2 separate regions of the Mus musculus genome follow, and region 1 is linked to region 2. The links are chromatin loops, found by intact Hi-C in ENCODE. Cell type or tissue: heart. All regions are shown on one strand.

What was found. Hi-C counts contacts between places; a loop is a spot of excess contacts. Peaks named below come from ENCODE experiments on the same cell type or tissue, not always from the same donor. Only the 100,000 strongest peaks of a DNase experiment are listed, where the experiment ranks them.
Region 1: a loop joins it to region 2, with 2.0 times the contacts of the local background. A loop is called at or near these places in 4 of 42 quality-filtered maps.

What each region holds. Positions count from the first base shown.
Region 1 is chr11:18,895,074-18,900,073 of GRCm38, reverse strand. The region is part of intron 9 of Meis1 (Meis homeobox 1); the gene reads left to right. Among named protein-coding and RNA genes, the nearest start is that of 8430419K02Rik, 20 kb to the right of the region's middle. In heart, no CTCF peak of the experiment used is centred here; no DNase peak of the experiment used is centred here; H3K27ac peaks cover 752 bases.
Region 2 is chr11:18,945,015-18,950,014 of GRCm38, reverse strand. All of the region lies in intron 7 of Meis1 (Meis homeobox 1), which reads left to right. Among named protein-coding and RNA genes, the nearest start is that of Gm16141, 42 kb to the left of the region's middle. In heart, no CTCF peak of the experiment used is centred here; no DNase peak of the experiment used is centred here; H3K27ac peaks cover 4,706 bases.

The DNA.
Region 1 (5,000 bases), 50 kb after region 2:
AATAGGTTTGAGGGTGAAGATCTGTGAATTTAGAAACTTCCAGGTACTGCCATGTTGGAGAGTTTTAGGAGTTCAACGGAGAGGAGACACTACTTTTCTCTGCAGATTTGAGAAACTAACAAAGCAAATAAACATAAAACCAAAACACCACAAAACTCTCTGTAAACAATTCTCTTAGAGAAGACTTTTGCTCTGACAATATGGTAGAGTTTGCTGAAGTTTTGAATCATTGGCTTTGTCAGAATTCCTCCCATAAAATTATATCCTTAATACTGTTGAGCATGGGCACTTTAAAAAGGGCTAGCTAGGCATTGTTTCCCTGTGGTAGATGAAAGCTTAGACTCCTCCCATCAGGGAAGTCCAAACACCACTTCTTGAAACTGCTGCTTCTCTTCCTAGGCAGCATCAGAATTTTTAGGCTAAGACTATGTAACCCTACCTGAAGCTCAGACTTCCAGCTGAGGTAGCATTTTGACACCTATAGGGTGATCAAGTTAGACTCGGAGTTGGGGGACCCATTCTCTGCGAAGCTGGTATATCTGGATGTGTACAGTTGCTTTAACCTAGGGAAGGTATGGCTTGGGGTCGACTTTGAACACCATGCACAGGCTGTACTTGTGGCCAGACCTCATTACGGCAGGTTTGCCATTTTTTGTTCTGTGTCAACATGAGCCTCTAGCAAGAGAAATAGGTGCCCAGAGCAAGGGCCACACTGACTTCAGTGTATCTGAGTAGAGCATCAAAAACTCGTCATGGAGGATGGCTAAGGTAGAAGAGCTTGTCTCTGGAAACAGTGAAAGAGCCGTGTGAGAATATAACAGATAGTGCAAGTCATAGAGAAAGAAGAGGATATCCAAGAAGTGATAGTGAATCAAATGTTTAATCGTGTTTCTCATTGCTGACCAAGGAGATGTGTGCCCTTACTTAGGTCATTTTCCCACAGATATCAGCTTCCTGTACTTTAAAATAGACATGTAGGACTGGTTAGTCAGAACTCTAGCCCCCGGCAGCTCTGTGTTGTAGGCTGTGTAAAGTGCATCAGGAAGCAAGGTGAGGCTGATCTAATCACAGCCTCACGGTAGGACTCAAAGGGAAAGCACTGGGAAAGAGACACTCGAGAAAATTCATTAAAAAGTCACTACTTCCTCTCATCTTAAAGAAGCAAGTCAAACACTGTAAAAATAAAAACTAGATGAAATTAAACATTATTGCAAGACATGAAAAACATGTGTGCTGTCATTCTGAGGATCTGTAATAAAGATAAATCAGTTGTTTTTAGCAGTGTGCTATGTGTCTGTGAAGGGCACGACAGATAATAGGTTTGGAATTTCTGAAGTTATTGTACAGCAAAATTTGTTTTTTTCCTCAGGCATTCAATCTTTTTTCTCTAGCAATTTTGTACATGACAAACTTTTTAGTGGTCGCATTAATAATCTATAAGTAATGGGTTGTCAGGTGTCAGTTAGAGATTAAAAGATTGTTTAAGCATTACCCATTTGGTTCTTCGAATGAGTTTTGTAGGTCAGGAGAAATAACTTTCTGAATTGTGGTTGTGTGTGTACACTGCCCCTCCCCCTTTCATTTGGCTCCACGCCAGGTATATGTGAAAGAATCATATTACATTACATAAATCCTGCATGTAGCAGCAGATTTGAAACTCATATTGTGTGAGCCAAGGGGACGAATCTCTAGGCTGTCGTCTGTAAATGTATTCGAATTTGTCAATGTTATTCCTGATCTTCTCAAAGGAACTTTGCAAGGGGAAAGAGACTCAGCTCAGAGGGGCTGTGAAGCTTTGCAAGGCAAGTCAGGCTTAGGTCTCTTCTTGTCAAATCTGCCTTGAGTGTGTTTACATATCGTTTGCCTTCCTGGTATTTTCTGCTTGCACCGACCTGATCTCCACCTATTTTGTGTCAACAATTGCTGAGCCTGGTGTTGGGTGATTAAGCACTAAGCATCCAGCCCTGAGCTGGCTGAGACCCTCTTTCCCTCACTTACATCACTGTCTTGCTTCAGGGCTGTGCCTACAGAAAACAAATGGCATATTTGAGTGGCTAAAACATCTGACTAAAATATTGAAAGTGGGGGCAAATGTTGCCTCTTTGTTATATAATACTTTTTTTTTCAAGAGTGGAGGGGGAGCAAGGGCCCCAGAGGAAGTCGAATGCTTAAGGGTGAATACCCAGGACCTGGTCTGTGCTGTTCCTGTGTGTGGATGCCATGGCTCTTTGTGGAGGAGCTTAGGGTTCTACCAGCTACATTAAAAAATACATTCTAAGGACAGAAAACACAACATTCAAAAATAAAAACATATGGAATGCATGTCTGTAATTTTGACAAATACAGGGTTCACCATCCAATGGCACCATGGTCATTAAAAATGGTTCTCTCCATTTATTTGCATTCTTGCAAAGTTTTTAGGTTGGCATACTGGTTTGGGGAAGTAATTAACTCTGTCATGCTAGTAACACCTCAACACTAACAAATAAACAGCAAAAATACTTAATATGTATGATATCCTTAAAGGCACTAATTGTTCTTTACCCTCTTAAATAACTGGTGCCTTGCAAGATTAGCCCCTATCTTCAAAGAAGGGAAAAACTATTTCCTTCCTCAAATGCATTAATTCTTCCAGACTCGTAGTGATTATCCATCTTGGGCCCTAACCGTAACTTTAAAAAAAAAAAAAAAAAAAAAAAAAGAATTTCCTGTCATTGGAGAGATCTGGCTTAATGCTGATAAAGACATTTAAAAAAAATCAAAAAGAATAATACATTGCCTATGGATGAAATAAAACTATCCTGATTACATAACATATATTGAAGTTTTTAGTACTTTTACTCTAGGGTACTGAATTTTTTTTTAAAAGCCGTATTTTTGCGGACTGCTGTCTGACAGGGGGTTTTGCTGGTCTATATTACAAAAACATCTGCTCTGGTTGACTTTGTTTGATCCCTCATTTGGGTCAGAGTTCATATATACTTGGAAATGGTTGAGCTTATAAGATGTTGAGAAAGCTAATGGAAAGAGCTGTATTGTACAGAAACCATGAGATCTCCGCCACCTTGACTCGTCACCTGGCAGGATTGTTCACAGAAAGGGGAGCAAACTTGGTTGTGACTAGAATTGCCATCCTCACAGGTTGGAGGATTAAGGACCAAAAGAGACATTTGAGAATCATTCTGAGTGAATATAGTGTTGTTGCTGTCTTTAAAGCATATTGAGAATTAAACTTGTTTTCAGTCATGCTGTTTCTTTGGAAAGTACACACATGACTTTTGAAGTATTACACAAGGGATGAGGGACTAGAATTCTAGAAAGCCAACGGTACAGGGTTCAGCTTCTGGGTGGCAATTTCTGCATCGTTTGACAAATGGGGCTCTGTGTGTGATGTTGTGTTGCTAGCTGTCAGTTAAGAGGCAGAGACAAGAAGGTTCCTCTTCCAGCTCTTCTTCAGGCCTTCTGTTAAATGCTTGTTCTTAGTACTTTACTAGCTATGATGTGCAGATCATGCCACTCACCCATTTAACCTGCACGACCCAGTGCTACATCCATGGAGCTCCGCAACAGTTCCCACTATCAGTTTTAAAATATTTTGCCACTTTAAGAGAAACCAGGTGCCATTTAGTTACTACCTCTCCTCCCATTTCCTGTTCTCTGCTTAGCATCTCCAGGAAGCCACTACTCTACTTTCTGTCTCTGCCTTTGCCTGTTCTGGGCATTTCACACAAGCATGCACATACATAGTGCTCATACAATATGTGGTGATATGTAACTAGATTCTTCTACGTAATGTTTTTTTTTGGGGGGGGGTCATTGACATTATAGCACATATTGTCATGCCTCATTCCTTGTCCTGGCTGAGCAGTGAGCCACTGTGTGAATAGAAGCACATTCAGTATTCCTGGATCAGTTAGTTGGTAAAGATTTGGATTGCTTCCAGTTTATGCTGCTAGGACTTTTTGTACTCTTATAACTTTTGAGACTTATAATGGTGTTAAAACAAGAAACTCCTATACTAGGCCTTACAACTTTCGAAGTGTGTTTCTTCACATTTAGCCACTAGATCACTAGGACAGTACACCCAAATGCTGCTCTCATCTCAGAACCAGTCAGCGGCGTGTTCCTGCTCCACTCCCAGGTTCTTCTCACGAGGCCCGGGTTTGAGACCTCCCTGCCGGTAGCCCAGTGTTTTGAATGAGATAATAGATGGAAAAAAGGTTTTTAAGAATAGCAGGTGAGGATATAACTAGGTTGGTAGAGTGTTTACCTGGCATGCAGGAAGTCCTGGGTTCAGTCTCTAGTACCATATAATACCAAACCTGGGAGGAAACACAAGCCGTCCGAGCAACACCTGAAGGTGGAAGCAGAAGGTACCAGGTCAGCCTCAGCTATATGAACAATTTGAAGACTGTCAGCCTAAGATTCATGGAACTCTTCAGAAGAAGGAAATAGGGGCAAGGAGAAAAAGAGGAGGAAGGGAAAGGAGGAAGGGATGGAGGGAAGGAAGGAAGATGTTAAAGCTGTGTTTAATTCTAGCACTCACTACGTAGAGGCAAGCAGATAGATCTTTGTGGGGTCAAGCCTCATCTGCATACATCTGGGCCAGTTAAGGCAGCATAGTGGGACCCTGCCTCAAAAATAAGCAAACAAACACAAAAGACAGAAGTAAAGCAAAGCACTACTGGCATCCAGCAACCCTACAGTAAACACGCATCCCCAAAGGCTCACTGACAGTGTTTGGCCAGCCAATTTGTCACGTTCTAAGAGGAGGCCACTTTGTCTCCTTCATTTGGATCATCTATCTCACGGTGGGGGTGCCTTTTGGTGTTTATGGAGCCATGTGCATCTCTAGGGCTTACACAGTGTATATTGTGACATTACATTGAGTTTGGGTCTTGTTTTATGGGTTGAAACAGAGGCTTCACTAACTATTTGAAAGTTCAACAGAAACCCCCATTCACAGGTTCTGTAGTGTGTGTGTGTGTGTGTGTGTGTGT
Region 2 (5,000 bases):
GCATTCACTCACTGAACCGTTTCTCCAACCCCACCCTGCATTCTTCAGCCTTAGTTTGGAATTGTGTGTGTGTGTGTGTGTGTGTGTGTGTGTGTGTGTGTGTGTGGAGGGTCAGGGTATGTGAAATGAACTAGCAAGAGTCAGTGGAGTGAAGCCTTATTTGATGGAATTTGTGTAATAGTCTGGTTCTAATAACTGCTGGCCCTAACAGCGTCACAGATGTACCCTGGCAGGTCAGGATTCCCAGAACCATAGGGATCAATCCACAAGGATAGAGCTCTTGTTCCTCCAACTGTCCAGAATCATTGGCTCTATTGTTCCAGTGAGTTCTATGGCTGGGTTGTGCTGCATGAGGCCTCTGGGCCTGCTCTTCCTGTCCTATAGTCTGGAATGCTTCCGTCTGTCCTCTGCCTTTACTTTTGCCTGCTCTTCAGAGTCTCCTGCAAGTGCCCTCTAGCCTAGGCTAGATCTTACTTCAGACACTCATGGAATTGTATTGCTGTGTGATTAAGTCCACGAGTTTGCAACTCTCCATTTATCATTGTGATTACGTTGCCTAGCTTCTGTGCCCTCCAATTGGAATGCTTAATGGAAACCAAAATTCTTTCTCATGGTGTCCATAGCTTGTGTACGATTGGAGTATGACCCATGCCCGGTTTTGCTTCGCTTCCAGGCCTGGATGAGCTGGAGCTTGTTCAGCGTGGTGTGGCTGAGATGTGTTGTTTGCCGTTTGTGCTCTGCACGGACATGGTACTCAGGCCACAGTGTCCTTTGGTTAAATGTGGCGATGGTAGTAAGAGCTGTCGGGAATGACGGCTTTATCAGCAGTGAGATCACTTTCGAATGGGAAAATGAAGGCAGCACATCAGAGCAGGAGGCGTTTTCTTCAAGTGCTGAATCATTGTCTTCTCTTAACTTTCTGTAGCTGTCATGAGACTGCTAACGGGTAGACTAACACTGAAGTCTGTCCACAGTGGTTAACCACTAACACATTCTTGTCACCATTCAGCACACTTAAATTCACCTAGCAAGCCAACATCTCATGACCAATTTCAGGAGAGCCAAACTTCAGCAACATTCAGAGCTGTTTCTGAGTACCAGGAATATGTGTATTTAGAAGAGATTTAATCTTTGTTTCTGGCTGCTTTGCTTTGCGTCTCACCATGTAACCCTAGCTGAGCTTGAGCGCGTTGCTTTCCTGCCTCCATTTTCAGGTGCTGTAATTACAGCACGTGCCAGTAGGCTGGCTGGAGATCGGACCCTTGTTCCTGTCTCCTCCCATTCTTCTTGGTGTGTCTGTACCATACACCAGTTGTGAAGACCATGCTGGACTTTGGCTCTGGGATAGCAAATGTCTACAACTAACTCCTTATCTTGGTTTTAATGAGAATCAGCTCAAACTTTTCAAGAAAGCTGTGGGTGGTAGAACCCTCTTTGTTTCACTGTTTCTCCTTGGCCAATGGAGAATTTCTTTAAACTAAGAACAAAAATACATTAAATAACTGAGTTAAAGCCGGGAAGACCAGAAACTAACAGAATCCTAATTAAAATTAGGCATACAATTAATCATTGGTTTTGATCATTAACTGTTTGTAATATTAGCTTCTGATTAGAAGATAACCAAAGCACGTTGTTTCTATTTAAAACATTAGCTGGCATGGTGGTACAGAATTTTAATTCTAGCACTCAGAAGGCAGAAGCAGGAGGATCTCTGTAAGTTCGAGGCCAGAATGGTCTAAATAGCAAGTTCCAGGACAGCCAAGACAACATCTGTAAACAGAACAACAACAATAACAAAAATACTAAGACTCAGGGCTTTGGGATGTGTTTTTATATTTCTGCTGAAAATTCTTCCCTAGGTCACCTGAGAGCAGACATGCCTTTTGTCTCTGCCACAGTGCCAAGAACTGAGTCCTCAGAGACCTGCTGAGGACTGCTGAGACCGTGCTGAGGCAGGTCCTCAGATAGCCCACTGCTGAGATAGTGTGGAGGCAGGTGTATAGAACGCTGGGGGAAACAATGCTGTCATTTCTTGGAAAAGCTAAGAAAATCCAGAGTCCCAAGGAGTTTAGATTTATAACAGATGTTTAAAATGTGAGTCTGGAGTCTAAGCCCAGGACCAAGCTGTCTCCTAAAGACAACTGAACTCTTTGCTACTGAAAAACTAGGAAATGAATAAAGTAGAGACTACACATATTCCATTAGGAAAATAAAAGGCAAGAGGAAACAAATAGCCTTTGCTTTATCTTTTAATGCTGAACTCAGGCAAACTATACCAGCCGCAAAATTCTTTAGTTAGGTAAGACAATATAAGGGACAATTGCAGGAAGCCCTGGCCTGCTTCTGAAGGGCACAGAAAGCATTCCTGAGCATCTGATACTGTGACTGCTCGGCTGTTTGCCCATGAGTAGCTCCTGATTCTGAGAACACTTTCTAATTCTGGAGAATGCATATCTTTTATGCTTTCTGCGTTATCAGATTTCACAAGTGAGGATTTTTTCCAAGCATTTTACTCATATACCTCTTGAAAAGAAAAGTAACAGGTGGAATTGAAGTTAGGCTTTCTCTGAAGTGGAAAAAAATATATTTACCATTCACAAAAACACATTATTCTCTTTGATTTTGATGGCACAGACATAGGTATGACTTGGGCCCTGCTGTATTGAACTCAAGAGAACATCTCTAGAAGTTGATTGTCTTAGAAGAGTATGAAGTATTGTCAGGTAGAAAATAGATGTGAGAATGAGAGAGAGAGAGAGAGAGAGAGAGAGAGAGAGAGAGAGAGAGAGAGAGAGAAAGAGAGAGAGAGAAACTACGAGAAACTACTCAGGTTTGAGTTGTTGCATGGGAGTGACAATGGGTGAATAAGTCAGCCAGAGTCCAGAAAACGCTTCATATATGAGACAGCAGTTGAGCACTGTCTTAAAGGTCACCAAGAGACTTGCCACATTACTGAGGAAAGGAAAAGAAGCCCATTGTGGGGAAAGAACTAGCCCAAGAAGCCTCAAAGAACTGAGAGTTACCAAGTGCAGAGAGCTTCCACAGGCTCAGTACCAGGTATGTGGAAGGTACCCTAACACATTGAGTCTTGGCAAAATCTTTGCTGAAAACCCACTTGGGAAAGTCTGTCACAGTCCCCAGTGCCAGGCTAAAAGTTACGACCTCCATTCTAAGGTCAAAGGGCCACTGTGGAAGTCCTGGAAGTGCCAGGGTGCCATGATCAGCTACGTACTTGAGGAAAATAATTCTGGCTGCTCCTGTGTACTGGAGATGGAGACTGTACAACTCCTGGGGATCTCTGAAGTATTTAGCAAATTCTTGAGAAAGGGGTGTCTGTAAACCTTGCTAGTTATCCTCTTAACATAACACAGGAGCATTATTCTACTTGACTTTTGGGAAATGACTTTTGGGATCTAGAGGGGTGGGATTGGGCTGTGTCCTTCACATTTTCTAACACTCCTAGGCATTGGGCATGCTGAGACCCCTGCAAAGAAACCCAACTTTCCACATGTCGAAAATAGGATGACCCTGAACTATGGAGTCTCCACACAAAACTGTAAATGAAAATGGTCTCGAATCTATGATTGTCGGATAACTTCCAGCATAACAAGGGTGTCCCAACCTTATGCTTGCATTTGCCCCGGCAGTCGAAAAGTTCAGTTCACTTCCTTAATTAATTTTGCCTCTATGACCCAGAGGCCCTGGGACATAACATCCACTTTATTTTTACCTGGTAGCCCACTGACAGGCAGAGTTCCCATCAGTTGTGATGTAAATCTTGGGCTTTTTAAAAGGGTTTTGTTTTTTGCCTCCCTACTGATGTATTTTGAGGAATAGCAGCTCTGGGAGAAAGGAAGGAGATAGTTTAAGGGGAGGAGGGGCAGAGCTTGGACCTGCCTATAGAGGATTCCCCACTGACCTGGTCAGTCTGACCTACTGAATGGTATGAATACAATAAATGCTGTTTTATCCTGCCTTGAAAGGCAGGAGATAGCACAGTCTAAATGCCCAGGCATGCTTAAATAGGCGACATGGGATGTTTGAGTTGAGTGTGTTTGAAATCTGAGCTCTCTGGCAGCCTGGGAGTTGCCACAGGTCACCTGCCTTGTTCCACAGGGACAGGCCCAGGTTTCACTAGAGACTGTCCAGAGCGGAATTGTAATACAAATTCCTTTCTTTGTTGGTTGGTCTCATTCAATAGACCACGGCCTATAAAATTTTGTAAAAACAATTCTTAAATATTATTTGAAAGGGCAAATGGCCTACGCTGAAAGGTTTGACAGTTTGACATATAGTGCATGGTTTTGATAGGTTGGAAACTGGAAAGTGTGGCCAAGAGTCTCCCCCTGCTTGTTAGAAGCTTGGTGTTGGTAGATTAGTATCTTTTTGTGGTGCGGAGTGCCTTTGCTTCTTGCAGTCTGGCAATGCGTCTGCTTCAGTGATCTTAAATCCTTTTAGACTAATTTGTGAGAGAGCAGAAAAAATCGCTGGCACCTTAGAATCCAGTGTCCGGAAGCACAGAGCCAGGTACCGCCAATTAATCATAGCAAGGCAGACTCCTCTAGAGATCTCTGATAGCATCAGAGTCTGTTCCCAGAGAGTCACGTAGGTGAGGAAAAGAAAGGAATGTGAGTGGCCTGGTCTCTCATCAGAACCTGGGAAGTTGCAAGGAGTAGATTTCTGCATTAGAATATTACATACATGCAGCAGTGTGCACGCAGGTAGCCATTGCTGGCTCTGCATAGCCAAAGGCCATTTGCAGGAGCCTCTGGCCCCTCAGTCACTGGCCTACTAGTTAATTGCCACACGGACTTCATGACACATGGGCAGATAATATGACATTTTCGGTTTCTGTCACTAGCAAACGCCACAACGTTGCTTGCACAGTTGCTAAGAAGCTGTCAGAAACCATTAGCAGTTGGCTAAAGTCGCCCTGTGGCATTTCCACATAGCATCAGCAAAACGAGCATAAATCACCCACTGGAGCCCACTGCTACCCT